4 separate regions of the Mus musculus genome follow, and all the other regions are linked to region 1. The links are chromatin loops, found by intact Hi-C in ENCODE. Cell type or tissue: heart. All regions are shown on one strand. Region 1 holds the start of Aspn (asporin). Region 2 overlaps Cenpp (centromere protein P). Region 3 overlaps Ippk (inositol 1,3,4,5,6-pentakisphosphate 2-kinase). Region 4 overlaps Ippk (inositol 1,3,4,5,6-pentakisphosphate 2-kinase).

What was found. Hi-C counts contacts between places; a loop is a spot of excess contacts. Peaks named below come from ENCODE experiments on the same cell type or tissue, not always from the same donor. Only the 100,000 strongest peaks of a DNase experiment are listed, where the experiment ranks them.
Region 2: it touches region 1 in a loop (1.8-fold over the local background); 4 of 42 quality-filtered maps call a loop at or near these places.
Region 3: it touches region 1 in a loop (1.8-fold over the local background); 2 of 42 quality-filtered maps call a loop at or near these places.
Region 4: it touches region 1 in a loop (2.3-fold over the local background); 4 of 42 quality-filtered maps call a loop at or near these places.

The regions. Positions count from the first base shown.
Region 1 is chr13:49,543,479-49,551,478 of GRCm38, reverse strand. All of the region lies in intron 5 of Cenpp (centromere protein P), which reads left to right. It overlaps Aspn (asporin), which reads right to left and starts at 7,036. Exons shown (of 8, transcript NM_025711.3): 1 at 6,762-7,036. In heart, no CTCF peak of the experiment used is centred here; DNase peaks (open chromatin) are centred at 4,748 and 5,628; H3K27ac peaks cover 371 bases.
Region 2 is chr13:49,488,023-49,496,022 of GRCm38, reverse strand. The region is part of intron 5 of Cenpp (centromere protein P); the gene reads left to right. It also overlaps the pseudogene Tes3-ps. Among named protein-coding and RNA genes, the nearest start is that of Ecm2, 13 kb to the left of the region's middle. In heart, no CTCF peak of the experiment used is centred here; a DNase peak (open chromatin) is centred at 3,102; H3K27ac peaks cover 436 bases.
Region 3 is chr13:49,464,400-49,472,399 of GRCm38, reverse strand. Ippk (inositol 1,3,4,5,6-pentakisphosphate 2-kinase) reads right to left here. Exons shown (of 13, transcript NM_199056.4): 13 at 7,826-8,000. It overlaps Cenpp (centromere protein P), which reads left to right. Exons shown (of 8, transcript NM_025495.3): 6 at 6,642-6,721; 7 at 7,614-7,705. Among named protein-coding and RNA genes, the nearest start is that of Ecm2, 36 kb to the left of the region's middle. In heart, a CTCF peak has its summit at 3,250 (motif pointing left); DNase peaks (open chromatin) are centred at 1,349, 4,689 and 5,489.
Region 4 is chr13:49,452,556-49,460,555 of GRCm38, reverse strand. It overlaps Ippk (inositol 1,3,4,5,6-pentakisphosphate 2-kinase), which reads right to left. Exons shown (of 13, transcript NM_199056.4): 12 at 1,864-1,943. Among named protein-coding and RNA genes, the nearest start is that of Ippk, 35 kb to the right of the region's middle. In heart, a CTCF peak has its summit at 3,485 (motif pointing right); a DNase peak (open chromatin) is centred at 115.

The DNA.
Region 1 (8,000 bases):
GGAGCTTCAATACTTCTATTAATTTAAACAGCTGGGTCTGTCCATGGTGGTGCATGTTTGTAATAGCAATACCTGAGAGACTGGAACAAAATTTTACAAGTGCAGGCTTGACCTCATGATACCTTGAGATAAATCTCAGTAAAGGAAGTTAAAATGAAGTACTTAGTTTTGAAAAGAGAATTACTCTATGAATAAGATCCCTTTGTTTTCTTTTTATTCTGAATTTTTAGAATAGCCACATCTTAAGAAATAATTCTAAAATGTATAATAAAAAATTGAAGGCAATTCCATTAGTTAAAAGAAAATTTAAAAAGGAGAATGTATTTGCCCAGTGAAATATATTTTAACCAACAAAATGTTTTCAAAGATACTTTAAAATATAGATTATTTTCTGTGAAATAAAGAAGCAAATATTTTAAAATCTGTACTTAGTCTATTTCTAAATAAAAAATAGCTCATACAAGTAAATCTGATCAATTATAAATTACAGTGGTAGAACTATGAATTAAGTCTGTAGGTTTTGTTTTTTGTTTTTTGTTTTTTGTTTTTTGTTTTTTTTTTTTTTGAAAATCAGTTTTACTTGTCCCAAGCTGGCCTGGAACCCCTTACATAGCCAAGGATGACCATGAATGCCTGGTTCTCCTGCCTCCACCTCCGACGTTTAGGATTCAGGGGTATAGCACTATACCTGGTTTGTGTGGTGCTAGGGATCAAACTTAGAACTTGCTAAGCATAGATTCTACCCACTGCATATCCCCAGCCTTGATGAGTTTTGTCTTCTGTTTCTTATTTAATTTTATAAGCAATACATATTTCTTTTATAATTAGAAAATAAATTTTAAAATTGTCAAATAACTAATACTATTTTAACACCTTCCATTGCTGATATCTATGTCACTATCCAAGAATATCCTCAGTGGCACTTATACATACGGACATTTTCCTTGACTTCTTTGTTATCTTACTCAACCCCTTTCTTGTTATTGATAACTTTCCCACAATGTCATTGGAATCTTTTATTTCTAATCTGATATTATCTAATACCCCATATCGGCCAGCTGATGGCCAGACTATTTTTGTTGTTCATTATTTCACTGAGTTTCATATGATTGAATGTTGTCTCTGGTAGATGCTATGTTGTTTTTAGGTGTGTGTGTGTGTGTGTGTGTGTGTGTGTGTGTGTGTGTGTGTGTGTGTTAAAGCTTATACAAACTGGAATGTATCAAGGAGAACCTTTAGAGCATAAGTTCACCATCTGATGTTTGATATTCCCATGGATATATTTACATATCCTCGTTTGAGAGTTATTCTTACTGTTATTTTATGATTTGAAACAGGGTCTCCCTGAAAGCCCAGGTCAGCTCCTTGTAGGTTAATCTTCCTGCCTCAGTCCCAAATATTGAGATTATAGACATCTACCACAACCTATGAAATATATACATTCTTAGACATTTTCAAAAAATATAGTAAAGTCATCAAAATTTGATATATACCAGTGATGTGCATTAGTAAAACCAAGTCTCAACATGAATATATACGCACACAGTCAAGAGCAGAGAGCTCTACAGAAGTCTCTGAGCTTCAGCCACTTTACAGTCTGCTGAGTCTACATTGTATGTCAATGGTGACTCAGTAAGAGAATTCTAGTCAGTGAGGTCTGGCCCCATTTCAGAATACCTGATGCTTGAGTCAACTGTTTACTATGTCCCAGAACCCAGACGCAAACTTTAATATCTACATGGGTTTGCCTTTTCCTGAATTTTAAAGATCAAGAATAGAGCTGGGCTGATGATGCAGGCAGGAAAGTCTTTGTTGTGCAGGCATGAGGACCTGCATGCACACATGCATAAGTACGTGAAGTGATTTCTGACAAGGTTTATGAAATCCACAGTGGGGGCATTGTGCTGGTAATAAGGGCCCAGTGGCTTCTATTGGATAAGGTCACCTGTTTCCTTAACTGTCAGCCTGTTTGCTACTGTGGGATCTCCCTTCTGGAATATCTAGAAACCCTTACATAGGGTTGTAGTTACTGTCGTTTTCAGAGTCCTTTTGTTCTTATCCCTGCTTCATCTCTTCTTCCCTACTTGTGTCCTATTTTGGCATTTAATTGGGTTTTCTGAGATGTGGTTTCACTGAGTAGCTTTGGCTGGCCTAAAACTTGAAATACACCAGGCTATCCTTGAATTCATGGATGTTCCTCCTGCCTCTGCAACTGGAATGCTGTGTTTACAGGTAAGAGTCACCACAGCTGATTCCATTATATCTTTTTACCTTATACCTTTTTGTGTTTCCCTGGTTTCTTTCTTACTGTTAATATCAACTTAGCCTCAGTCTCCAAAATGTTCTTTCTCTAGAAATTCTGCTTTAGGTCCTTAGCTGACTCTTATGTTGTCGCTGACTGTTTGTTTGTTTGTTTTGAGACAGGGTCTCATATACCCTCAGACTGACCTTGGATTCTTTATGCAGCTGAGGATGACCTTGGACAGCTAGTGTGCATGTGCCTACCGCCCAGGTGCTGAGATTACAGGTATACACCACTGTGTGCTGTGCTGGAGCTGAACCCGGGTCTTCCTGAGTACTAAGCAAGCACTCTACCAACTGAAGTTCAGCACCAGCTCCTTTAGTTTACTCTTGCATCCTTAAATTGCAGCTCTGTCTTTCAGATGTATGGCTACTTTTAACTTTACCAATTAGAAGATTACAATTGGTATCTTTGGAACATCCTGTCTTTGGCCTAGCCTAGTTTGAGGTTGCCAGAATTAGTTATTCAGTGAGCATTTCTTTTGTTTTTGTTTGTTCTGTTATTGGAGGTTTGTTTTGTTTGTGTGGTTGTGTTTGTTGTTTTGGTGGGGTTTTTGTGTTCATTGTTTTGAGTATTATGTAGTCCTGGCTGCCCTGGAATTTGCTATATAGACCAAGCTGACTTTGAACTCAGAGATAGTCCTGCCTAGGTGCTAGGATTAAAGATGTGTGCCACCCCACCCGGTCAGTGGGTGGTTTTTTGGTTGTTGTTGTTGTTGGCCAGCTGTAAGCCCACCCTATGTCTACCATGTCTGTCTGTTCATTCGGTACCCCTAAATCCCAAAAATAAGAGTTTCTCTGTTTAACAGAGCCCTGGATGTCCTGGACTCGCTTTTGTAGACCAGGTTTGCCTCAAACTCACAGAAATGTACCTGCCTCTGCCTCCCAAATGCTAGGATTAAAGGCGTGCACCACAATGTCAGGCAGTGTTTCAAGGTCTTAGCCTCATTTTCTAAATTATAAGAAATGAAAATTGGAGGTTATTAAGTTGGCTGATTGTTTTTGTTTAAGTCTTTTCAGGATAAAAACTTGGGCTTTTGCTTCCAGTATAAGAACAAAAACTATTTTAACACTAAGGTATTTGAAATATAGAACTAAGAAAACTGTGGAAAATTTTAAAGTATATATAACAAGAGAAATATGTTAGGGTTCCAGAGTGAATGCCAAGAACACATCTTGATTTTCCATGTGGCCTGGCAGCAGAGTTGAGGGCTGGACTCTTTTGTATGCTTTCCACATGCTGGTGACAGAGATTCCTTTAGCCCACTTGCCTGAGCAAGCTCAAGAGTAATTCCCCCAATGCTGAGTGGAGGTTCAAGCTGAGGAACAGGATGGGGTAGGAGAAGTTGAGTTTGGAGGTAAGAGAGTAAGAAGGAAACAGGCAGGCAGAGAAACAGGAAACAGAACAGTGATGGGCTTGCTTCTCTTCCACATTCTACCTCAGGCTCACTAAGCTTCAGCCACAGTCCTGCCTCCCTGACCTTTCTTACAGTGGTAGTTCACGATTGCTTCTTTGCCTTTTTCAAAACAGTAGTGGATGAGGTATGAATTGAGACTTCTGCCTGCTAGTTTCAGCATTACCTGTCATAGTAGAGGAAGGTAGTTAGTTGTGGCAACCAGCTCCTACACAGCAGTTTTTCTTTTTTCTGGTGAAAGGTACAGATCTGTATATTCATAGTCTGTTACCCCAACGAAAGTACCTCTTAGTGGAGGTTCCTAAACAGTCTGGACTGCGCTACATAATAATGCTAATCAAAGTACTCTAAGGAGCACACCGCCTTTAGATCTTTAGCCACCTATGGCTTCCCTAATGGAAGGCTTTATATTAAAAACAGAGATGCCCTCTTAATAGTTCTCTTTGTGAGTTCTATCCTCTGTTCTCCATTTTAAAAAATACTTATCTTTCTGTGTTTTCTATTGCTCATAGAGAAAACAGAGGCCAACATTGGTACACTGAGGGATTGTCCATTGATGTTGCTAGGTCTCTGCTGCAGATTTGAGGAGTATCTGAGAAGATGCTAAACCTCTGTTGTTCGAGTTGTACATCCACTCGCCACTGGATAATATTGACAGTGCAGAAGAGGGAGCACTGTACAACAGTGCCTTCTATTCGGAAAAATACGCAAAACAGTATTATTTCTTATTTAAGGTGGTTGTTTTAAGCTTGTTAAAACAGGTCAAAGTCAAGCTTACTGGTTTTGGCAGCATTCAGATTGTGCTATTTTTTAAAACTTTAAAATTGTTTATACCTCATTCTCAATATTTTCCTGATTTAGACAGACTTTGCCCGTGTTTGTACTCATGGAAAGTTTTGGGTTTGTGTCTCAAGTTGTAGTCTTAATAAGAATACTCTTGGGAGCACTAGCCCAGTGTTCCTACTGTTCCTAATAAATCAGACCAGTTAGAGCTGAGAGACAGCTCTAGACACCATTCCCAGGAACCATTCCCAGGATGTTTAGGCTTTGGGCTTCCAGAACTCCCTGGAGGCAGCAGAGCTAAGGCAACTTCCTCTCTCCTCTCTACTAAAACTTTCAACCATGTTCTGAGTAGATTTTCATTTCACAGTCACTTCTGGACAGTGAAGCAGCTTTCCTCTGAAAAAGTCTAGGAGAGGTTTGACCAGCCCCTCAGACTTCATAATAATACTAGAAATGTAGCAAAGAAGTCCAGAGGCTTCGTAGTTACCACTTAACTGTCTACAAACATGAAATGGAAATCTTGTCTAAATGAGATGCTGTTTTCTTTCAGAACCTTATTAGGTAAATGAGTCACTGTAATTTTAAATCCCATGTTTAAAGGTCCACTTGACAACTTGATTATTTCAGTTCATAGATATGTTATAAGCTCCAGGTATAAATGTGGCAAACATGTCCCGTGTCTCTTACAGAGAGAATACAGACTACATGCACAGCCTTGTCCTCCATAACATAAATGTCCAAGCATTCATTGGGAAATTTAGTCACTGCACTATTTGTTCATAGACAAAATACTTTTTAAAACAACACCTTTAATTAATTTTAGCTTGGAAATATACACTCTAATTAAGGACTTGGCTATTTTTCTTTCTTTAGGTACCAGTTTTTCTCTTCATCAGCTATATTCAGCACCCTAACTGCTGTTTTAAAAGCAAAACATTCTTGCCTCTCCACTTTTCTGAGATTTCCTGCAGTGCTTGTAAAGTGAGTCTGTTTTGTGTCAAGCCTCGGGTCAGGTATCAGGATATCCATTTTTAATGTAGTGGTTAGATGTAACAGAAGAGTGCATCGCTTCCATTCTTTCCACTACTACACTACAGTGCTTCATGCCAAAACCAAACGAGGAACAGCAGCTTGGATACTTCCACATGAGCTGGGGCTTGAGCTCCAGCTGCTCCCTCAGTCAGTCAGTCAGTCAGTCTGTCTGTCTGTCTGTCTGTCTCTCTCTCTCTCTCTCTCTCTCTGTGTGTGTGTGTCTGTGTGTGTCTCCCTCTCCCTCCCTCCCTCCCTCCCTCCCCCTCTCTCTCTTCCTCCCTGTTTTCTTTTCTCTCTCTCTCTCTCTCTCTCTCTCTCTTTCTCAACATAATGATTCTTGATTGGATTACAAGAAAAATTAAAAAGCATGCTACTTTTAGAGCAATTGATAAGATACACAGAAACCCCTCAGGTTCTTTGTGACTTTGTGACTCAGTCCTTATAACATGTGGCCACTGTTTTACTGGCTGCCACTCCTCTGAACACATGAGCATGAAAGAATACTATGTTCCATTTAGATAACTGGAAGAAAAGTGGTGAAAGCATTATTAATTTTTAAAATCTAAGATATATAATAATATACTTTGTAAAAAATAAAACGTACTTTGTGAAAGAACAAAGGAAATCTTTGTGTGTTAGTCTAAGTATGAGGTTTATGAAAAGAAGTTTCTATTTTTCATATGAAATATAAACCTGGTTAAACTATTGCTGATAGGTATTCTTTCTTGAAATTATGTTGATTTCTGTTATAATTGCCCAGTACTTTTTCATTGTACAATAAGACAATTGTCAAGAAAAAAGTACAGGTTTTCAGTGGTAGAGATAAAAGTGGTATCATAGATTTACATAGTTAAAAAACTTTCATTTAATATATCTAATATGTTCAAACTTCATTAACATTATTAAAGTAATATTGTTTTCCTAAAAGGTTGTATAAGTTGTCTACTTTTTAAAATCAGTCATGTTAATATGATAAAGCATTAGTGAAAGTTTTTTACTTTGTTTTCAAAATGCATAATATTTTAAATAACTTTATTATAAGACATAAAACTAAAGTAATTTTAGTTACAAAATTCACAGAGTTTTTTATATAATGCTAAGGAACTACATACTTCTGGTTTAAATTTTACCGTATAACTCACACATGTTTATTAGTAGTATTAGTGCTTTCTTAGTTTAACAATAAAATAATTGTATACTGGTATGTGTAATACAGACATGAAAACCTACCTTGTCAGAGGAGAGAAGTTTTCTTCAAAGTAGAATTTATCCACCCTGTACTACTTAACTGCAATGTAAGTATCCTCAAGACTCTTCAAGAAGAAAAAATAAAGAAGTGTTACATTTAAAGAAAAGAAAAAAAGAGAACAAAAATCCAGCCCTCCTACCAGCCTCTGTGTGGCTGCTCCTGGGTGATACTGGAATAAACTGCTTCCACAGATTAGTCCATGTTAGTACTGAAGAGCGAGATTAAAACTTGTTACTGCTCATATGTTTTCCATCACTGTTTGTACCATAGCCAAAACTTCTAGCTAAACTCTAGACGTCTACTGGAAGATTTGGAAGTTAAAAAAAAAAAAGCTTAATAATTCATGGCAACTGGCCATTGAAACTGTAGTCACTGTAGAAATACGTGATTTGAGAATACTTTATGAAACTCTAACATAAATGAATACCTATAAATTAATTTCAGAAATCACTCACTGTTTATAGGCTAATAAAACAATTACCAATCTTAGTAAAAAACACCCATATTATATGTTTACCCAAAGTCTACATGTACCTAAGTAGCCATGACTTTGTTTTCTTATAGTGATTGAAGCTATTATGTTAAGCAGATGTCTCAAGCCTTTGGGGGGGGGGTAAGCTTTTAACCCCACAATAGACTTCTTTGGGAACTGCAAGCCAGGCCCTTTAAACTCTTCCTGGGCCTGCGTCTGTTGTGGTACAGATAACTAAGCAGAGTCAGGTAACTCCACCTTTCCTCTGCAAGAGTCTCAGCTCCCTTCTCACTAGTGTTCAAGAGATGCCATTCTTCAAGAAGAAAATCATTTCCCCCTTTCCACTCCAAGAGATTACCCAGCCCCACATCCTTGAAGCACAGAATCCTGTAAGAACGGGCGGTTTATTGACCCTAAGGGGAAATACTCAGTTGGTACAGAAGGTATCTAGTGAGTTAGCAGAAATCTAGTTTCTCCAGTCAAAAAGTATCATCTATGGTTCCCACCGCAAAGAAATGGCACAAATCAAGCCAGTTACAACCATAAAAAATTTGTGTCTCACACATGTCAGGGAAGCTTAATTAGGGATTCATCCTCTCCTTCCTTAGGTAAAGAACTCATCTTTTAACCTCAAGTCTGATGTCACAGGCAGCTTAGCACTCCTAGATATCCCGTTATTTGCATCTCAAGTGAGCTGCAGCCCTCTCAGCAACATCTTATTTGGAGTTAGATGTTCATGCTCTGTTAT
Region 2 (8,000 bases), 55 kb after region 1:
TTTCAATGCATTTTCCAAATCATGTGACTAAAAAGCAGTTTTAATCATTTCCATATCTGCATAAATTGTTCCGCTATTCTGAAGAACATTCCTTGGTACCCTACAGAGGACCTGGATACATGAAGCAAAATCTGTTCCTATTGAAGACCAGTCACCCAACATTTAGTTCATCATTTTAACTTCCTCATGGAAATATGTATGAATACACCCCTTTCACATGTCAGTATGTTATCAGAGAAACAAGCATTTTCAGCAGGAGAGCAAGGCATGAGTCCTGTCATGGAAAAACAAAAAACAAAAAACAAAACCAATCAAGACTGCATTCTGCTGTGATGTGGAAATAGCAAATGCAAGTGAGACAAAAACAGTCAAAAGTCAAATAATTTATAGAACAGAAGCCATTGGTATCTGCACCAGTGCTCGCCTGTCTGACAATCTCTGCTTCTGGAGTAGACTTGGCAACCACAGTGATTTAGCAGTAAGCCATCTCAACAGTCAGCAGCCAACACGGCTGGACCACGCCTCAAAGAGCAGTGCCATGGGAGAAAGGTTGAACTTCACGGCTCATCACAACCATATTCAAAATCTAAATCTTACTATCTTCTTATAAATTAAGTGAATTGCATTGTGTTCCATAGTGAGATGACAAAAAATTAAAAAAAAAAAAAACAAACAAACCTAATACCCTCATGCCTAAATTTAGAATATTATATTGTATAGCAATCCAAAACATTCAAAACAAATGAAATAGTTTAACTTATTCAGAAGGCATAGAAGTATTTCAGAGCATAATGAAATCCGATTATGTGGTGTGTGATGCACAAGTGTGGAGTCTAACATCTGATCTCATTACAATATTTTTTTAAATAAAAGTTCACTGCAGGACACTGTATAAACATGGGTAAGATAACCACAGACCTGTTCTGTAGAACCTTTGTGAGCATCTGAAACACAAGACATATTTCAGGGAGTCCCCAGATTATCCTTTTTTTTTCATGTGTTGGTTATTTTGACATTTCTTATATCAGGTATTCTACTCACACCAGCAGTACATGTAGTTTGCCAGGGAAATTAAATTCCCCCAACCAAACACCATTTCAGATGCGGTACACTCAGATAAATCACTCTCATTTGAAGTGCTGCCAGCACAGTCTTTGCAACTAGCCCAAAGCATATACTTAAGAAGTTTTTATAAATTGTTGTGGTGTTCATTATTATGTTTAATTCTTATGCCAAACTGTTTTCTGATGAAGACAGCATTGTGCTTTATGCAAGAATGGAAACCTCAAAATAATCACCATCAAGTTTCTATGACTTATGGGAAGACAGACTAAGATGGTCCACAGGTGTAAGATGAAATCCACAATGTCGGAATTATAAATGCTTAGAGTGGCCCAGACTAGAAGACAAGCCCAAACCACCAGTAGAAGAATGGAGTACGATATGGTCCAAGATGTATCCTTAAAAGTTTTGTCTCAACCCTCAGTTTGAATTATGAGGATTGATCTTCAGTCCAGCCAGCAGAAATTGACTGTGCATTTTCCGTTGTATTTATTGTACAGACTATGTACATTCTAGAAGGTTCCTTTAGTGCTACAATGTTGTACTTTTTGTCCCAGCAATTTGAGGGCGTGCAAATTCCACAAAGTCATCAATAAGGACAGGCCATGCTCCTTCTTCATCATAATTGGACATGTCATCTGCAATCATTGAACTGAAGTCTAACAGAAGATTCCACGTGTCTTTTGGTATTGATCGTTTATGATGCTCCAACAAAAATTTATTCCATAAGTCTAAGAATTTAAATCTTCCATTAAGCACTAAGTTCCAGTAAGCAATGGCCATTTCTAGATCTAATCCTTTTTGTCCTGGATTCTTTGCAAAATTAAAAGTAAACTGGTAAAAATCCTTAAATCGTCCTGGTTCTTTCAATTCTTGTTCCATCTTGGGTATTTGGGCCTTTAGTTTTTCTATGCTGTCACATCCTAACTCTGTCATGCCATCCATGAACTCCTGTTTGGAGAACTCGAACTGTGTGGCCGCCCTGAACTTCCATGCAATGATCAACACACTGATGCTGGCTGGATCGAGGGCCAGATCATCACAGAACTGCTGTATACCATCTATTCCAATTTTATTTTCATCCTGAGGGTCTTTGTATCTAGTGTACAGTTGCTCTAACTTCTTCCTGTCCAACGATCCTTTTACACTCTCCCGTATATAAAGTTCTGGATTTTGAAAAAAATTATCTGTTGCAACATCTAACTTCCAGTCATTTTGAGAAAGACAACTTACTGCAGTTTTCTCACTAGATTGTGTGAAGATCATAAACTGACTAACTTTATCCTTCTGCGATGATTTCAACTTGTTCATGTTGGTGTCCTCCGGACCTCTCCCCTCCTCCTCCGGCTCCGCAGCGAATCCACACCCCACTTTTAAAGAAACCCAGCCAGGCATAGTGGTGTACCCTTTAATCGCAGCACACCGGAGGCAGAAGCAGACAGATCTCTGTGAGTTTGTGGCCAGACTGGTTTATGTAGTAAGTCTGAGGACAGTCAAAGCTACAAAGAGAGACTGTATCTGGAAAATAAATAAATAGATAAAGTACCTGAGAATAGACATTTTCTGTAAGCTCACTGCAGAATCAGGTACTTGCCTGATCCTTGTCACAGCACAGGACAGATGGAGACCCAGATGGGAGCAACATAAAGGAACAACATATGCAAGAACCTCCTTTCCTTTCCTAAGCAATGAACACATGACTTCAATAAATTCTAAGCCATGTTATATACATTATTGTTCTCCGTTTTGAAATGGAACAAAACTAAGGTGTCACAGAAGCAAACTGAGGAAACTGAATGAGGTTAAACTACTTAATGTAGTTAAATGGGAAATTGACAACAGCCTCAAGCTATTCTGATTCATGTTTCTTACAACATTCAAGGCTGTATCACCCATCAGGGTTTCCTTCCTGAGCAGCCATTGGAGGGCATGTGAACAGGCAGCCGCTCTTATCATTACTGGTCTCCATATCACAGAAGTTCTTAAATGCTAATGAAAGCCCATTTCTCACTGCCAGGACAGACGTGACAGCAGACAGCTGCAGTCAGACCTAAGCCCAGCTACTAAATCTGGATGAGCTGCATGTCCTTTCTGGCCCTCAGATGACTGATCTTTGATGCAAGACCATCAGAGACTTCTTAGGTTGTTTCTCTCGGGATTTATAGGGTGTGGTGTTCCTGCCTTGGAAAACAGGCAGCTCAAAGCATTCAGAATTGTTATTTTCCCTGTAATTTCCCTCCTGTAATCCTGAAACCCATGCTTAGTGAGGCCTGGTGAGAAAGTTCCACATATGGTAGTTTGAGCATTGTTGGGAATGGGGATTCTTTTCCACTGATACACTGTCTGAAGGAGATGGCTGTAAACCAGGGTGACCACAATATTTACAAAGGTATGTAATGAAAAAGGAAGACTTTGGCAACTAATGTAACTCCATCACTCACAGGGAGGATAAAGAGACGTTCACTTGAGATTTAATAAATCAAAACATAGTGTGTTTGTCCACAGCTTCATTTTTTCCCATTACTGGTGGGTGATGTCATCATCTTCATTTCCCTCAGAATCTGTTTGCGTCCAGGGAAAGAAAAGACTAATGTTAGCTGCAGTTATTATCATGTAACCTTGCCACCTGTGTAGATTTATCTGTGTCTGTCTGTGTTTCTGTGTGTTGTCTGTATGCGGGTTTGTGCACATGAGTGCAGCAGAGGCCAGAGGCATCAGATCCCTGGAGCTAAAGTCAGAAGCAGTTGTAAGCACCTGAAGTGGAAGCTGAGAATCAAACGTGGGTCCTCTGCAAGAGCAATGTGAGCTTTTAATCCCCAAGCCATCTATCTCTTCAGCCCTTACTTATATTTTCCTTTTCTCCTTGGTGCTCGTGGTCAAATCCATTGCCTTATGTATGTTAAGCAAAAGTAGTACCAATAAACTATTCCTCTTACTCTAGGAGGTTTTCGTTTAGTTTCTCAAATTAAGTTCTGGATTTTCTTTTTCCAGCACTAGAGATCAAACCCTATGCCTGCCTTCCTCTTGCAAGGCAAGTCCAGAAGAAGCCATGTGTTTTTAAATAAAAATCCTAGTGCCAGTATGGCATACCTCCTTATGCATTATTGGCCAGGCAGAACCCAGAGGTCCTCAAAACAATATAGGCTAGTGCCAAAACTCTTAGTTGCTCACCAGAACCAGACCCTGTTGTTGAAGACGAGACATTTTGTTTCCAAGACCAAATCAAGCTGAAAAGGAACTGGTGGCATCCTTCCCTAAACTACTTTTCATAGTGCTGGAAAGTGCTGTGCAGACCTGGAGGAGAAAAAGCATTAATTTGTCTTATCCATGTGTGAACCCCAGGCAGGATGTGCCCTCTAGTGTAACAATGCCATGGCTATTATGGGGGTGACTATACTGGCTGGCTTTGTGTGCCAACTTGACACACAGGCTGGAGTTATCACAGAGAAAGGAGCTTCCGATGGGGAAGTGCCTCCATGAGATCTAGCTGTGGGGCATTTTCTCAATTAGTGATCAAGCGGGGAGGGCTTCTTGTGAGTGGTACCAACTCTGGGCTGGTAGTCTCAGGCTCTATAAGAAAGCCAGCTGAGCAAGCCAGGGGAAGCAAGCCAGCAAGAATCATCCCTCCATGGCCTCTGCATCAGCTCCTGCTCCCTGACCTGCTTAAGTTCCAGTCCTGACTTCCTTGGTGATGAACATCAATGTGGAAAGTGTAAGCTGAATAAACCCTTTCCTCCCCAACTTGCTTCTTGGTCATGATGTTTGTCCAGAAATAGAAACCCTAAGACAGTAACCAACCACTTTATGGTTGGATTTAAGGCCTACTGCACAGAAGGAATTCATGCCTGGTACTATAAACTTGGTCAGCTCCCACATCTGCAGAGATCAGAGGAAACCTGCTACTATTGTTAAATGGTCACAGCATCAGAATACCTTCTAAATGGTAATGTTTATGCTTACAGATTGGTGCTGCTTTAAGCTTTAGTCAGAGGAGCTTCTGTGTGAAGTGGGTAGCAGTTAATGCAGGCACTGTACTGAGAACAAGTGCCTATTTAATATGCACCCTTTAACAGGACATTTACATCATCCACCTGCCAAAGCTCAGGGAACATTGGAAAAGATGAATGCAAAAATCTAAAAAATCTTCCTAAATCATACAAAATAAAATTTAGTATTGCTGAGAAGTATATCTAAAACAATGATCACAACACTGCTGAGATAGTATTAAAATTGTAGTACTTCACAATCCACTGCTCACCTGTACCTGCATTTCTCTGCTGAAGTAAAGAGTTTTAACATCATTACTCACAGAGCAAAATCTATCTTGTTCAAAGCAAATAAGTGGAGCTGAGGCTTATCACCAAAACCTGTAACAATGCAAAGTCCCTACAGTACTTGGTAAGTTAATATATCTAGTAAAGTGTTAGGGCAATGACTGCCTCTGATAACTCAATTATGTTAGGATTTAGCCCAACAAGAGAGTTCATCCTTCGGGTGCCCAGCGTCCTGATTCAATCCCCAGAACCTCAAAACAAACCCTAGTGTCTATAGTTGTCAGAGAGTGACAGTGTTGAGCAATATCCAACCCAGATTATTCTCCTTCAGAAATTCCATTCTTCAGGTGTTCAGTGTCCTTGCTCTGCTGTGTCTTAATTGCTTAGTATATTTTGCTTCCTCTTCACCATCATCCCCCTCCTCCTCCTGCTGTTGTTGGGGGGGTGGGGATGCTGGTGGTGCTGGTGCTGGTGATGGATAAGGACAACGACAATGACAACCACACGATTGTGGGAATAGAGATTCAAATACAAGAGGAAAGCAGCAGAATCATATATGTCAGGCTTTGGAGATAACATTGAAACTTAAGTGCTGTACCCAAAAGTTGCAGGGGAAGAAGGGACCTGGATCTGCCTTTTTTTTAATGGCCACAGTGATCCTACTATGCTTTTTGAAGCAAATGGAAGGAGCCAATCTAGAAGCAGAGCACCACTAAAAATCTTGTGACAGTCAGGCAGTGATGGTGCATACCTTTAGTCACAGCACTTGGGAGACAGACAGAGGCAGATGGATCTCTTGAGTTCAAGGACAGACTGGTCTACAGAATAAGTTCTAGGACAGCCAGGGCTATCTAGAGAGACCCTGTCTCAAAACACACACACACACACACACACACACACACACACACACACAAATTCTCTTATCCATGAAAGATTTCTTTACCAAGATTGGGGAATTGAGTATATAAACTTAGTAAAATGTAAGATTTACTCAGGAATATGAAGCTTGGCTCTTGGGCATACTCCAACTACATTGCAGGATAGTTATTTCCTGAGGCAACCTCAGGCTACCACAGTCAGTTGTGCAGATTGTGTGATGGCTAGGAATAAAGCCACAGAGTTGAATGAAATCCTAGACTGCTGTGAATAATAAAGCAGAGAGGCGACGTTTATTAGGAATTAGGGGAACAAAGGATTTTAAAACTTTCCAAACTAAGCAGTTTCATGCATTGTTGACAGAAATGTAAAATGATAGACTTTATTTAAGTCACTTTATCAGACTACTTAATGCTGAGCCATTCTGCTTCTAGGGAGCTATCCTACAGACAGTTATGCACAGATAGACATCAATCTCTTATGTGGATATTTGTTGTAATGTATTAAGAACTCAAAAGTACACATAACCCAGGTGATGGTTGAAATTGTTACCTTCTAGAATGTGTTAGAGGAACCACAGAGTAAGAAAAGAAGCTGGGGCTGGAGAGATGGCTCAGTGGTTAAGAGCACTTCCAGAGGTCCTGAGTTCAATTCCCAACAACCACATGGTGGCTCACAGCCATCAGATGTCCTCTTCGGATGTGTCTGAAGACAGCAACAGTGTACTCATATGAATAAAATAAATAAATCTTAAAATAAAAAAAAAAAAGAAAAGAAGCACCAGGAATTGGTCTTCCCATTTAGATAATAGCTATACTGACAGAATCTGTCTGATGCAACTGTTTTGGAATTTTGGAGTCTACTAAGGACTTCCAATGTCCCAGAGGAAGGCTAAGGTAGTAAATTGTGGTTAATTTGGTCCATTTCAGCTCTTAGCACAGTAGCTGCTAACCAGTCCCAAACCTAGCTCCATCTCAGATATCTGTAACATGTCCCTGGGATAAACCAGTGTTCTCCTGTATATATCTGGGTCTGTTATCTGACTGCTGCTTCTGATCACAGAGGTTCAGAGGCAGGATCCGGTGCCTATCTTAGGGTTTCTATTGTTGCAATGAAACACCATGACCAAAAAGCAAGTTGGGAAGGAAAGGGTGTACTCAGCTTACACTTCCTCACTGTAGTTCATCATTGAAGGAAGCCAGAACAGGGATTCCAAACCGGTCAGAAACCTGGAGGCAGGAGCTGATGCAGACACCATGAAGCAGTGCTGCTTACTGGCTTGCTCCCCATGGTTTGCTCAGCCTGCTTTCTTATAGTAGAAGTATTACCTACAGTGGGCTGGAGCCTTCCCCTTCAATCACTAAATAAAGAAAGTTAACATAAAACTCTCTAGCACAATGCCCCTCCCTACCATTTGCAAGCCCTTTCTTTTCCTGCTGAAGCCATGCTCATATGCTCCTTTTTGTTGTTGTTCTTCATGTAAGAGCTAAATAATAAAGACTGGGCCATTAACAAGTTACTGCAGACACTAGGGAGATGGTTCAGTGGGTGATGTGCTCACTATGCAAGAATGAGGACATAAGTTCAAATTCCCAGCACCAGTGTAAAAGAGCAGTGCACATCGGTAACTCCAGCACTGGGGAATAGGAGGGAACTGGTGAATCGCTAGAGTTCGTTGGCCAGCCAATCTAGCTAAAGTAGTGAGCTCTGTGTTCAGTGAGAACCTAATCTCAAAAGAAAAGATGGAGAATGATAAAGACAGCTGGAGTTGACCTCTGATCTACACAA
Region 3 (8,000 bases), 79 kb after region 1:
TGTCTCAGGTCACAGGACCAAGTCCAGGAAAGTTAGTATAATATGGTTTGGAGGATGTAATCTGGCAACAAGGCTACTTCATTCAGCTCTGTTTGCATTGCTTAATGGAATGTTTACTTGAAAAGACAGTTCTAGAAAAAGTAACTTTAAAGTCCACAGACAGTCAGTTCTTCCATTCTCTGTATAATTAAAGGATTTACAGGCTGACACTGGCTGTCCATTCTGACAGTCTGGGGCAGAGGTCAGCATTTGAGTTAGATGGTACGTGCTGTGCTTTCCCTCTGGTGGTTCTGCTAATCTGAAATTTTCCAAAATGGACTTCTGATGCTGGAGGGGGGTGGATCTGTCAGTTCAGAAGATTGTGATGATACGACCTCTTTTCCAAATTACTCTAGAATGGCTAACCTTTCACTGAAACAGTCCATTGGAGTGTGAGCCTGATTCACTTGCCTCACTGACTAAAAGGACCATGGTACCTGCCAGCCTTGCCTTGGGCCCTGAGTCAGATAAGCTCTGTCAGATGGATGCTACATCTTGTCCACTCTTGATGTTTAGAGTTTTCGAGTTAAAGTTAACACTTTTAACCCTGTAATTGCCTCTCCAGGTGTGCCTTTGTGACCTGAGAGTCTGGTGAAAGGTGCAGAGGCACTTTGGTGTTTGAGAAATGGTCAAGAGAGTAGAGTCAGTGATTCAGCAACATGGAGAGGTGTCCTGAGATGTGCACCAGAGATGATACAAGTTTGTTTGTAGCATCTGTGTGCACAGATAGGCAGAGAAGTGGCTGCTAGTGTGTGGCCCAGTGTGCCTTTTCTTACTCTTTCCACTCAGAGGTATAAACTAAGTAACAAAACTGTAAGAAGGCTGTCTGTTACTAATCCTATTGGCTTCTTGGAGAGTTGTTTCCACAACAGGGCAATGGTGTGCAACATGAGCCACAACGTTTAGCACCAGTTTCTCCCTGTTCCCCGCACTCCCTCCCCCAGGGCAAGAACCTGTAAGAACTAAGGAGCAAGTTGTGACAGATGGGAACAATGAGGTTCGGGGTAAGTAGTGATCATAATGAGCTACATGTCACAGAGAGAGCAAGGGACTGGTGCTGCTGCTGTTAGGTAGACAGGTAGAGAGCCAGCCCCTGATGCAGAGAGAGCATCAGAAACAAAGCTCATAGCAGTTGCCAGAGGTGCCAACTTGTGCACCTAATTCATCAAGATGTGATACAGGGCTTGTGTTGGAGTCTGAAGGGACCAAAGAGAGGGGACAGTATGAGCAGCTGAGTCATTGGAAGGGGACTCGTTCTGGTTTGGGCAGTTCAGTTTTGGTCATATGGGAAGTGTCCTTGTGAGGGAGGCACTGTGTGCAGGGTGAGGAGTTTGATAGCATCAGCTCGGTAGCCACATGCAGCTTCTGTCAATTCAAAACTATTTCCAAGTAAGCAACAGCTGAGGCTCACAGTTGAAAAGTGATTGTCCAGCCAACAAACGACTGAGCTGAGAGCCAAAGCCCATTGTCCCTGGCAGAGGCTGTGCTGGCACAGCAGTCATTGTGGTTTGAGTGGGACTCTTATCGAAGCTCCATTATCAGTTATCTTGGCTTTGGTTTGAATTTGCATTTGCTTAATGACCAGTTGTAACTTTAATTCTTTCAATTCTCATCTTTAATGATGGTTCTTAAATGTGTTAAACTTCCCTTGTAGCCCAGCCAGAGGTAGTGGGGAAGAAAGGATACAGGGGAAGTGGACCTGTTTAGAAAGTTTCCCTGGAGCAACTCCTGTTGTGTTGTCTGGAAATCAGCAGTTTAGTTCACAGGTTAGCAGGCAGTGGCAAACAATTCACAGATATACCAGCAGTCCAGTTCATTAGTCAGGATAGCAACCGCGGTGACACGACCTAGCAGAGACAGCCAGGCCTCAGCCTCTGCTCAAGTCAGCAGGAGGAAGCAACAGGAACACCAGGAGAAGTTCTCAGCTGTGCCTCTCTGAGGGAAGCTAAGATCAGCAACGACCCATGAGCTTTATACAGCTAGCTCTATACACAAGTCAAGCCCTCTCTCTTCATCACTCCATGGAGTCCTATTTATACCTTCCAAACATCACGTGTCCTCCATGTGCCTTGCCTAAGCATGGCTCTTGCCTCCACTCGAGAATCCAATCAGCCCGAGTCCAAGGAAGCAGCAACAAACTGCAGCCACCACCAGAAGGTCTTGATACATTTCTCTGTATGGAGCCCCAACAAATGCAGCTCAACTACACAGTGTAAGGTGGAACAATACATGCCTATCCTTAGCAAAGAATCCTTCAGCACATGTCCTTTCACATGCTTGCTCTAGCAAAACAGCCTCTTCTCCTTTTTCTGCTTCAGTGAAACGTTCTTTCATGTGCTTGCCCCAGCAAAACACCATCCAACTTTCCAAGGAACCCTTAAGTTCCCACTTGAGCTAGGGATGGTCCTTTCCTTGCCATATTCTTGTTTGACTGGCTTTATCCTTTCTTAGTCCTTTAAAAGTGAATTGTCGTCTTTGAAATAGGACCAGTCCAGGCTGGCATTGAACCTTTCATCTGCCTGCCTCAACCTCCATGGACTAGAAAGGCTGAGCTTATAGGTGTGCATCAACACTTCAGCTGTTGATCTTACTATTAGCTATAGATGTTCTTTACGTATTTTTTTAATATTGTCACTTAGTATAAGGCTTCCCTGTGTCTTTAAAATGGCTTTTAAGAGTTTTCGATTGTGAAGAAACCAGTACCAAAGAGACAATTTATCTTTCTCCTGTAGTCGCTGCTTTTCACTTTGTATCTGATAAACCTTTGACTAATGTAAGATTCAGAGGTTTGCTACTGTGGCTTTCTAGGTCCACAGTCTCAGCTCTTTACATTATATCTCTGAACCACCTGTTCGTTTAACCTTTTGTGTGATGTGAGACAAGGGCTGAGGTTCCTTTTGGGGGAGGGAGGACTGAGACAGGGTTTCTCTGTGTAGTCCTAGCTGTCCTGGAACTTGCTCTGTAGACCAAGCTGGCCTCAAACTCACAGAGCTCTGCCTGCCTCTGCCTCCTGAGTGTGGGATTAAAGGCATGCACTACCACAGCCCCAAGGTTCTGTATATAAAGAAGCCCGGTTGTCCTGGCATTGGTCCCTGAAAAATCAGGAAGAGTTTGACCATACGGCACCCATCTGGCAGCTAACCACCATCTGCATGTGCAGCTCTAATTCTAGGGAATCTGATGCCCTCTCCTGGCCTACAGTCATCAGGAGTGCATGTGGTGCACAGACATACACACAGGCGAAATACCTATATATATTAAATAAAAATAGCTGTGCATATATGGAAGTGCATACTTGTAATCCCAGCACCGAGAAAGGGACAGGAGGCTCTCTGGAGCTTGCTGGTACGCATAGCTAGTAGCTAAATGGGAATCACCAAGTCTCAGTTAAAAATGTGTAGTGCTCTGTGCTCTTAGAGAGGACCCAAGTTTGGTTCCTAGCACTCATATCACATGGCTTACCACTACCTATAACTTCAGCTCCAGGGGTCCAGTGTCATTGCCCTCAGAGGTACCCACATATGTACATATAAGTACATACACACACATACTTTGAATTAACAATAAACTCCTTTAATTCCAGCACCTTTGGTGCAGAGACAGGCCAATCTCTTGAGTTCAAGGCCATCCTGCTCTACAAAATGTTTAATTCCAGGCCAGACAGAGCTAGTGTGAAACCCTGTCTCTAAATAATGATGGAGCCAGGCATGGTGGTAGAGAACTTTAATCCCAGCTCTCTGTGAGTTCAAGGCCAGCCTGGTCTACATAGAGTTCTAGGACAGCCAGGGCTACACAGAGAAACCCTATCTTGAAATCAAAAACAAGGTTAAAAACAAGCCATGTACCTAGTTAACAGATACAAGAAAAAGTTCATATTATAGGATTCTATTTGTCTAAAGTATCTGTAACAGGAAATCTATAACAGAAAATATGTTAATGGTTGCCAATTCTGTGCTGGGGACACTTAAAGACCAGAGAGGTTCTCTACAAAGCAATGAAAACATGGGGGAATTAGAAAGTGGTATAATTGTACTGCCTTGGAAATATAAAATTGTGTGTTCTAGTTGTTTTATTATGCTGTATTTGTGCACTTTGAATTATGAGGTTTAAAAAAAATTCCATTGTTCAGGCATAATCTTCTGAAGTCAGGATAAACTGACATCTGCGGACATCCGGACTGCCCATGGGATTGCCCTGTTCATTGGCTGCTGCAGGAACTTAGTTGAAGGGGAGGTGATGTTATGGTATTGAGCCACTGTAGCTGAAGCATAGTACAAGGCAGGCTGCCTGTTAAAATACAGCCCCTCTGTACTCCATCAGCCAGTGCCATAGTACTAAGTGTCAAATATGAGCCGGGCTGGATATCAAATGACCAGCGTGCACACACACACATCCATTTATCTATCATAAACACCAGGGCTTAGGGTTTTGCTTTTTGGGTTTTTTCCCCCTCATGCAAATTCTACCATGTGGCACACAGCTGAGTAAACTCATGGCTGCAACCTTCCTCAGTGGCCCTCAGGCCCAGCGTTCTGGAGAGCCTGGGGCCCTAGAGTGGAGGCACTAACAGCTGGTTAGTATGCATGAGGCCTCTCTAACAGCCACCTCCATAACACAGCCTTCCTGATGACATCTGCAGACACACAGGCTTCTATTGTCCTCTCTACACCAGAGCCCCTGGTGACATGAAGAACACACCTGTGCATGAGACAGAACATGTCCAAGATTGTCCTTCCAGGGCCTGGCCAGAGAGAGGTGTTTCCCCTCTCTGGGCTTTGGCTTGACTGATGGAAGAATGAGACCTATGTTTCCATATCAGGTGGACAGTTTCTGATGAACCTTTTGTTCTCTTACTGGTTTTCATGGAATACACTTTGTAAGTCAGGGACCATAATTAACTCTTTCCTGCCTGCTTAGTCTACTTCCTTATCAAAGTCGAATATAGTGAGAACTCAAATTTCCTGTCACTCTTAAACCTAGCTGATCCCCAGCTTCAAGAACAGTGCATAGTCTGATTATTTTTCAGAGCTCCTCTGCCTTCCCCCCAGTCTTCTATGCCCTTGTCATTAAGAATAACACTTTATTAGTATCTATAATAAGAAGATAGCTGTTCTTGGGGGTCCACCCAGGCTGTCAGCTTTTAGTTCCTTCCTAACTGTCCACTGTGTTCCGGAGTTGAGGTGACCAGGCAAAGAATGAAGCTGGAAATGCAGCAACCTTAACTTAGTGCAGGGGAGCCCTTGCAGTCTTAGCTTTCCAGAAGCATGGGGTTGAGTGGCTGCCCTCTGCCCAGTGTCAGCATTTCTGTCTTTGTCATTAAAAACTAAGTAAACTTTTTAGTGAAAGCATCTAATTTGAGCCTTCCTTTTGCTCATTCGATAGTATGGCCCAGGGAGTGGAAATCAGCTCCCTCCTGCTTGGAGGCCAAGCCTCAGGCCCCGCCTTGGAGCCAGCCCAAGCCCCAGTACTCCCTTGAGTCTCATGTGCTGCCGCCAGGCAGAGTCTGGAAGCCGAAATGCCACGTTCACACACACTCCTTTACATTCTTCGAACAGTTGTTAATAATTTAGAAGAGTCTGAGGTTTTAACATCAACCAGCACTTTCCACTGAAATCACTTAGGTATACATTTTCCTTCTAAAAACTTGTTTTGCTGAAATTAGTAATTATCTGTAAAGTACACCAGCCCACCCCTGCTTTGGAGCCTGGATGTGTTCTTTGTTGGTGGCTACATGCAGACGCTGGCAGCCTTGGCTTCCCATGTTAGCAGTAGCTTTCCAAGGGGGAGTATTCTCTGAAGGGTAGTGATACGTATTTGTCCCCCTGGAACTTTCTTCGATGAGCCCAAACTGCTTTAATCTAGCCAGTCTCTACACTCGCAGAAGGCTCTGCCCCCAGCCTCAGCCCTACCTCAGGGGCAGCTGCCCCTCAGTCCTTGCGTGACTTAGGCCACCCCTGGGAAACATGTCTTAAGGCACTGAGAAGATACACGGAAGGATCTTTCAAAGATCAGCCTTGAGGCCTTAAAATCTTGTGGTGAGGTCAATCTCAAGTCAGTAGTTTAGTCTATAAGCCTATCATCTATTTTGCACAAGCGAAGACAAAAAGTGGTCATCTGTTGTATTTGTCTTCTGATCAGATACTTGGAAAACAAACTTTGCTGTCATGGTGATATAAATGCATGACAGTTCTGATATGCTAGAGCCTCCTAGATCCTATTGTGGACAAGCATGGAGGCATGCCCGGAGCAGTCATTCATACTGAGGAAACCGTATCTGCTTATCTGTGACACTCACCCCATTTCTGTTCTCTACAGACAGAACACTGCATCCAGGACAGGTCTCACCATGAAGCTGACTCTTAACAAACCACATGCTTTGCCCTATCAGAGTGGGAGCCTGGTACCTCCACTGTAGTTGGGCACCTGGGTGGGGGCTAGCCCATGTCAAGGACAAAAAGCTTATCTGCGTGAGCTGTGAGGATGGACGGGATCCGTACCAATAATGGCATGTGTGACACTTCCATCTCAGGTGCTAAAGTGTTTCTCTTGGCTTTCAGGATGCTACTTCTAGAGGGATCTGACTGTAACATTTTCACATACAGGAGAAATACCCAGATACTGTATACCTCTTGGAGGGTACCTGTTCCCACTGCATGGAGATCCGCAGTACCAGACAGCCAGGGTAAGTCTGTGCATCTCGATACCCCTGGAACCAGGACTGTCCATAAGAGAGGCTAAGAAGCTACCTGAAGAGGACTAAAGAGTATCCAGTGGAGATGTGGGTGGCATCACAGGAGAAACCACCAACAGTGGGCAGGTAGACTGCTGTATAACCATGAAGGAAGGACAGTATCCATGGCTGGAGGATCTAAGTGCTGGCCTGGGGTTCAGAAAGAGACACTTCCCCTCAGGGACCTTGGGCAGCCAAGAGAAGGCAGAGGTGTGTGACTGCTGGCATGACAGAGACAGCAGGAGGAAGCCAAAGGTCCAGAGAGAACCCAAAATACCAAAACAGATGCCCCTCTACACCTAAGACCCTTGGAAGTACCCCACACAGCCACTGTCAGGCTTCTGCTGTTCATCTTCAGCCTGGCTTCATATTTGTACACGCCTGTATGTGTGTCAGGACCCAGGATCAACAGCCTAACTACACCTATTGTGCCTTCTAACAGGGTCTTCCTTATACAGGCCACTGGGGCTGGCCTTTATCCTGTGGTTGTAGTTCACTTCTTCTCATGCCTCATCCTCCAGTGAGGAGTTCTGGCTGTATCCCTCAGGCCTGCCTGAGGGGCCTGAGCTTTATACCTGTTTCTCCTTCCATATGGCACATGGCTGCTCTTACAGTGTGCAGTTCCTATCAATTCCAGATCATTTTCAAAGTATGCTGTCTGTCCCATTAATTACCACACTGATGTTTGCCATGGTGAGTACAAATTTCCAAACTGTCCTATGGAACTCATCAGACATCCTCCTCCTCTGTGGGGAGATGGATTTAGGAGGTGAGCCTGGTCAGCAGAGATCATGTGACTAATCTTTTTGAATCCCAGGAGCAACAAACATCACCTCTTTTTCAGGTTTGAACTGGTGATTGTCTGGAAGATACAAATCGATGAGGAAGGGATGGTTTTTCCAAAGCTGGATCTTCTCACCAAAGTCCCAGAGCGAGGTAGGACTCTGGGTGTATGGCTACCCTTTCTAGAGGATGTCTCAGTGTGCCCAGCAAAGCCACCTGAGTATCTTATCTGGGTTTACATGGGAAGAATCAACAGTTGAAAATGTCATAAAGTGCACTTTGTAGATCAGCTTTTAATATACTTTAATCAGTAACCACCCAAACACACAAGAAGAAGCCACTTTCCTGAAGCCTTTGCAGGATGTGTGGAAGGCGGCATTTTCTCTGCCTTGGGTTACAGGTGACATTGCCCCTTGGTCTTCAGTCTGTGCTTTCCACTGTGTGGCTA
Region 4 (8,000 bases), 91 kb after region 1:
TCAGACTGCATGGCTAGGAGTCAGCAAAAGCCAAGCACAGTTATTCCTACTGCTATGACCACACGTAATCCTGTGGTAGCCCTGGATACTGGGTATTGGGATGACCAAGGCCAGGAGATAAGCAGAGCCTAAGCTGCCATGTCTGTCGCAATAGATCCTTCAACGCTTAGAGACAAGTAGCAATGAGCAACTTTCCTGGTATTTCCAAATTCTTGAAAAGCCTTCAGCAGCAGGAAGGATGACATAAGAACTTCTCAACTATGACTGAAACAAATGACAGCCACAGAGATTTGTGGACTGTACATTAAAGTTCAGGGATATAAATTCAGCCTTAGGCTTTACTGTACATCTTAAGATAAACCCAGCCCTATTTTGCCTCTGGTTTGTTTTTTGTTGTTTTGTTTTTTTAGGTGTTTCTTCCCAAGGTAGGTACAATTCCTGTACAGCACCACCTTTTTCAAAGAAGGCTGTGTGCATTCTCCAAGGAAAAACTGGGGCTGGGAACAACCTTCCTCATAGTCACTGACTATCCTCTGTAGCTCCTTTCACAGGCAGAAAGCACAGCAGCAGAGGCACCCGGGAAGGTCCTGTGACCTCCCCTACCTCCTCTGCTCTTGCCTCACGATAGCTCTAGACCACCAACTTGGAGCCTCCTGTAACCTGGGCCCTACTATCTGCCCTGACACCCGACCTTAGCAAGCATGCAGCCTCGCAGGGCGGGACCCATCCTTCCTGTTCAGAATCCTCTGCAAAAACAAGTCAGGATTTCCCAGGCTGTCTTCTCTCTTCAAATTAGTCACCAAATTCGCAGCTTCCACAAAATAGGTTTGAGGATGCATAGTGCCAAATAGCAAAGCATAAAGTTCTAAACATTTCGTATTTAAAATTAAACAAGCTTGAAACACTTATTAAAAAAAATTGGTGTGTTACCTACCTTTCCCAACTGCATCCTTGACCAGGCAGGGTAGACAGTAATAATAAATAGTACCCTTGGGAGTGGCTCTCACCTAGCACAGCACCTTATCACTGAAGGGCTCCTCACAGCTAAGCTCTGGGTCTTTCTTGAAGGATAACATGAGTTTAAAACTAAACAGTCAAACTACCTTCCCCAGTTATACCCTATAAATATTCCTTAGCATGCTGGACCAGAAAGTGCTGTGTCTGCCAGAAAACCGGACTAAAAACCACAAAGCTCAAAAACATCAGAAAAATAGGTGGTCACCCTGACCAAGGAATACAGGTCAGATGTGGAAGGTCTGGCACCCTGAACATCAGTGCTGAAGATGTAACCTACAAGACGATCAAGCTCAGCCTGAATTACTAGAAGCTAGGAGGGAACTACAACTGGCCAAACATTTGGGGAGGGATGTGGCAAACATGCTGGTCTTTCAGAAGAGGAGCAAGAATAACAGATATGCTGTTTGGGAGATTTAAGAATAACAGCAGCACTTGTAAAAGTTTGCACATCTTGCAACCTGTAAAGGTTCAGGGCTACAACCCAGTGAAACCTGGACTGCTTCTGAAAAGAACTTGCCACATTATTTACACTGTGTCTAAGTTATTAGAGTATTTGCTTATAAAATAATGAACATTTGAATTTGATAGAAACATTAATATATACAATAATCATCTTAAAATGGAAAAGTTTGTTGTTTCCAGAAATGGACTCTAATTAAATCACAGATTTCTAGAAAACAAGAGTTCATTTTAAAAAGTTACATATCTTAAAAAAAAAAAATAGACCTGTGAAAACAAGTATACCAAAGATAGAGCAGCCTGTCAGGCAGGGTTTCTAAGTAAGAGCGCTTACTTGCCATGGCTGTGCCATAAACCATCAGACCAAGAGAAGTGCTGGAGCCTCACCTGGTGCCCTGTAGACAAGGGGAAAGTGCGATCATGATGGAACAGTCCTTGGCAGTCATGGCTACTCTGTATTGCTGCACCTGTGGAGGAGAGAGGGCAGCTCCAAGTCACACAGCCTCCCAACTCAATAGAGCAACTGTTTCCTGCAGCAGAACCTGAGGGGAAAGTTAGGCGAATGCCTGACGTATAGTGGAAAATACTCCCCGTGACAACACACATGCCAGCCCACCTCATCACAAGCATGTAGACCCCAATGGAATCCCTGAGACTTGTGACTTGCCATCAATAAGTTAACCATAGTTTGTCTTTGGGGGTTGGGGGAACAGAAAGTTCCTCGGCTTAATATGTTGACCACACTGTATTCAGCAGTTATTACTCTGTACCTTCTAGAAGATACATGCAGGATATTTGGGGGAATGGTGGTTACAGCAATAGTGAGCACATTTTAGGGCTGTGTTTATACTAACTCGGCATCCTTAGCAGTCACTAAAGGTACCCCGCTGAATAAAGAGAAAACTGAAGATAGAACTGCCAGGTGATAGCAGGGCTGGACCCAAGCACAGGTGCCACGCATCAGAACCTGCACAGTACCTGCCAGAAACCCCTATACCCATACCACATATGTGTGACAGGCACATAGTGAGAGACAAAGAGTATCCACAATGGTCGCCTCTATAGCACAATTTGGGGAAGTTTTGTTTATAATCCCTTTTGGTTTTTGGACCTTGGTATATCTTTTTGAGGATTTTAAATAGCTCCCAGTTTTATTTAAAAAAAAAAAAAAAAACTAGTTACACAAAAGGAAATGCCTTATACATCATCACTGGTCCAGTATCTGGTCTGATGGCAGACAGTATTCTCTTGTGTCCCTTTGGACCATACCTTTAGATTCATAGAAGAGAAGCCTGGGAAAACCTCAGGCTTCACTTCCCTGCAGGCAAAGAGGAGGAAGGAGCAGGAGCTCACACACCAAGCCTGCTGGCTGCTCTGGGCCTAAAGAGCACCAGGATGAGGAGACTGCCAGCTCCTATCTGCACACCCTCCAGTTAACAGTAAAGTTTGTTATTTCAGGATACAAGAAAAAGCCAAATATAAAATGCCCTTAAAGCAATGCCAATCTAACCGGTACAATAAAGAAGCCACACAAAGACAGTTTTGTTGTTGTTGTTGTTTTGGTTTTTCAAGACAGGGTTTCTCTGTATAGCCGTGGCTGTCCTGGAACTCACTCTGTAGACCAGGCTGGCCTCGAACTCAGAAATCCACCTGCCTCTGCCTCCCCAGTGCTGAGATTAAAGGTGTGCGCCACCGCGCCCAGCTCAAAGACAGTTTTAAAACCTAAACAACTATCAAGGATTGTATGTGATATAGTCCTAATCCAAAGACTAAAGAACAGAAGTAAGAAACTTAAAGAAAATATACCCAACCTATCAAAATGGAGAATGTCTAAGTCCTTGGGCAAGTGTGGTAGTGTACACCAACAATCCCAGCACTTGGGAGGTGGTGTCCGAAGGATCAGGAATTCAAATCGCCTTTTACAGCAACAATGAATTTGAGGCCAGACTTGACATATAAATTCCTTTGTGTGTACGGGTGTTTTGTCTGCATGTTGTGCAGTTCCTAGGGAGGCCAGAAGAAGGCATCAAATCCCCTGGAAGTGAAGGTACAGATAAGCCACCATGTAGGTGCTGGGACTTGAACCAGGGTCCTCTGGAAGAGCAGCCAGTGCTCTTTAAATGCTGAGCCACCTCTCCAAATCAGACATATAAATATAAAATATTTACATATATAATGCATTCTTATCTATGAAAGGGTATTGCTACAAATCAAATACAAATTTGTAACAATTAAACCTCTTTTTGTTCTTGGGGAGGGGAGGGTATCTCAGACACAAAACCCCTTAGTGATTTATTGAGCCAATTCAGTGGCAATAGCCAACTAGAAAAACTGGATGAAATAGTCAAAAACTGACTGAAGGCATTACTAATAACACAGAGACTATAGGGATTTGGGTCTGTTTTCCAAAGGAAGATCAACCTTCAATGCTGGTAGGACAGGAACCACATGAACCCTCTCCAACCCTGAGCCTAAACTGGCAGGCCCTACCAGTAACTCCTACTTTACTTCAAAGGATCAATCCCAAAGCTGGGTCAGAATGACACCAGCCTGCCAGTCCTCCTGGCAGAGACAAGCCTAAAATTCTCTAAGCAGCAAATGAACTAAAAAATAATTGTACAAATGCAATTTCTGACACACAAAAATATGCAGGCACAAGGCATGAATAAAAGCCAACAAAAAAGCACAGAAGGGCTGTGAGAACCTCTAGTTCCCTTCACTTCTGCTGAGAAATGGAAACTTCTCTAAAAAATACTTTTGTAAAAAGAGCTAAAACTGAAAAACAACCCCACAATAGCATGGATGGGACATACACAGGGACTCTAGCTGTTGAGATACCAAACACACATGCTGCTCCACTCAGAGAATCAGAACAAAAAGAACTTCTGAGGAGAACTGGAAACCATAAAAAATCAGCCATTTAAGAATTTTAGAAAAACAAAAAAACAACATTAAGCATTCATCGGATTAACTGAAGAGATGTGCCACAGAATAGAGGGGAAACTACAAGGGCAGCGAAGCTGAGCAGCCAGCCTAAGTAAGCCAGGGGGCAGTGACAGGAGGTAAGGCAAACTTCACTGTGTCTACTGCAACAGTAATCCATACACTTTGTTTCTTAACAAGCTTAACACTAATTACCCACAAAGCTATCAACTGAACAAGGGAAGAGGCTCAGGTCAAATAAAAAAAAAAATGAAAGGAGAGAAGAAAAGGCCTTTTCCCTAAGCTGAAGGCATCAAGCCCTACAGATCTCAAAGTATCTCCAGAAAATAGTTAACATATTATTAAACAAAGCTAACCTGCACTAACAGATAAGTAAAGATGTTTTGGGGTATGGTGGCTCACCTATAATCCCAGCACAAGGGAGGCTGAGGCAAGAGGACCAGCCTGGGAAACATGAGACCCTGTCTCAAATTTTAAGTCTAAATGACAGATAATGTCATACATGTGTGTGTGTGTGTGTGTCTATGTGAGTGTATGCACATGTGTGCAAGGGCTCTCAGAGGCCAAAAGAAGGCAGTAGATGCCCAGGAGCTGGAATTAGAGGTGAACATCTATCTACCTTGAAGTAGATGCTGGGAAATGAACCTAAGGTCTTCTCCAAGGGAAAGCAAGGGCTCTATACCAATGATCCATCTGTCCAACTCCAGATTTACCAATTTATTCATCTATCTCCCTACCACCACAATAACTTTCTTAAAAACAATCATAGGACCTGAAAAGATTGCTCAGTAGCTAAGAATACTTGCTAAGAACCCATACCAGACAGCTTACAACCACCCATAACTCTGGTTCCAAGGGGTCTGACACACTTTGGCCTCTTTGGGCTCCTGCACACACACACACACACACACACACACACACACTGTATAGACTCATGTCTATTTAAAAGAATATGAAAAGATGAAAAAGACATGGTACAAATATTAAGCACAAGAATCTAAAGAAGTTCTATATGACAGAAAAAGGAAATGTAAAGGTAAGAAATATATCCAAAGATAAAAAGAACCTGGAAAGTATTTACTTCTAATGCCAGGGCACCTAAAAATACGCCTCACAGTAGAATAGGAAATCCTTACTCTGCGCACTCGAAATCACTGCACTGAAAGCCAGAATGCAGAGCAAAGGCACAGCTCAAACACCACTAAAGAAAAGGCTACCGAGCACAAGAGCACACACAGAATGACGCCATACATGAAGTCCAAAAGCATTCCACAGGGATACGGTCAGGACAGGGGACTTAGCCAGACTCCAGAGAGACTGCATACTAGATCTCAGCCGGAGCTAAGAAGCAATCCCAGTAGGGGCTCTGGTTGGCTTCTACACACTTTTCCTAAACATTCTCCTGTATGTGCTGTTTTCATAATCCAAACAGCTAATGAAATAAAACTCAAAAAGTAAAATGAAAATACTTAAATACTAGTATATCTAATCTTTATGATCATATGGCACTGGAACCTACCAAACAAACTCAGCGACTCATTTACACACTCACTCACTTAGGAGGTACTTATGTTCTCTTCAGGAGATGAGAGTAAAACAATATCAACATCAACATTTGTCTTCACTTTTTAAAAAAATTAATTGAAACCAGGCAGTGGTGGCCCACACCTTTGATCCCAGCACTTGGGAGGCAGAGGCAGGCGGATTTCTGAGTTCGAGGCCAGCCTGGTCTACAGAGTGAGTTCCAGGACAACCAGGACTACACAGAGAAAGCCTGTCTCAATAAACCAAAAATAATAATAATAATGATAATAATAATAATTGAAATAGAATGACATTTTTCCCTTCCTTTTCTTCTTTATTTGTCTTAGGGTTTTACTGCTGTAAACAAACACCATGACCAAGGCAACTCTTATAAGGACAACATTTAATTGTGGCTCAGAGGTTTAGTCCATTATCATCAAGGTGGGAGCATGGCATAATCCAGGCAGGCATGGTGCAGGAGGAGCTGAGAGTTCTACATCTTCATCTGAAGGCCACTAGGAGAAGACTGGCCTCCAGGCAGCTAAAACAGGGTCTTAAAGCCCATGCCCACAATGATACACTTCCCCCAAAAAGGCTACAAATACTCAAACAATGCCACACCTCCTAATAGTACCAATCTCTTGGCCAAGCATATTCAAATCACCACATTATTGTTAAATGCATGTATGTATGAACAAACATAAGGCTATATGCACAAATACATACACACACACACACACACACACACACAACCTGCTGAGTCCAGTTGTCTGTTACTATGTGATTTCAGGGCTCACCACTCTGCACTGGATAACCAATAAGGGGCTAAGTCTCCTCCCAGCAGCCATTAGTTGCCTATAGTTCTTTGTCTAGCAAGGGGACACTGCAGACTTTTCCCCTTCCACCTTCACAGGTCTGTTTATATTGCTCGTGCTGTGGTACTGTTGTTATGCAGCTCTCTCTAGGAGAGACTGTCTCATAGGAGGCTTCCTCATAGTCTGGCTCTTAATACCTTCCTGCCAACTTCCCAGGGACAGTGAGGTCTCAGACTTAGACAAGAATCTACTTTGCCTCTTTGCCAATCAAGTATAATTCTATACTGTCTTCTAAATCTTATCCTTACACCCTCTGATAACTGTAGCTACCCCTCATCAAAGAAGCCCCTCTTTCCAGAAAACAGAGACCCACAGATACTAAACAACTAGACATAATACAGAGATGAACTGCTCCTGGGGAGCCAGCCCAGCCCAGCCCAGCCCAGCCCGGCCCAGCCCAGCCCAGCCCAGCCCAGCCCAGCCCTTGTACACAACTCCAGACTGCACAGCTCCTGCACCTCTGTCTCCACACTCACTCCCCTTTTCATCACTCTTTAATATGTCCGTGACAAATTAAAACTACCTCCCAGGAGCAATGGCAGCCACAGTGAAGAGGCTGCAGGCAGGTGGAGGACTTCCAAGGACTCTCCTCTAAAATGACCACACCCTGGTGACACTGACTTTAACAGCTCTTCCCTTACACATAGCAAGACAATGCCAAACTCAACCTCCTCTTCATACCAATTACCCACTTCATCCCTGAAAAAAGACTAAGTAGGAGGCAAAGTTTATGATGCACACCTGTGCGCTCAGCTACTCAGGAGATGGAAGCAGGAAGAGTCCAAGCTTGAAGCTAGCCTGTCTCAAAAAGCAAAATCAAATAACAACAACAAAAACCCTTACAACAGCACTGATTATAACAGTACAAACTGGAGACAACTCAACTGTCCACTTGGAATGCTGAGCCATTTTAGAGAATGAGGTAGTGAAATCTGACACAAAGGCTCACACACTGACTGTCCCATTTATAGGCAACACTTATAGAAAGACTGAAGTTACACCAGGGACAGAGACAATGACAGCTAAGGAGTCTGAGAAGTTTTAAGTGACGTGGTTATGGTGAGTAAAAGACATGGCATAAAATTGTTGCTAAAGAAGACGACAAAGGGGACTGGTCTGAGTGATGACAACGTCAGGCAATGATAATGATCCAACACGTGAATAAATCTAGACAAACATGTC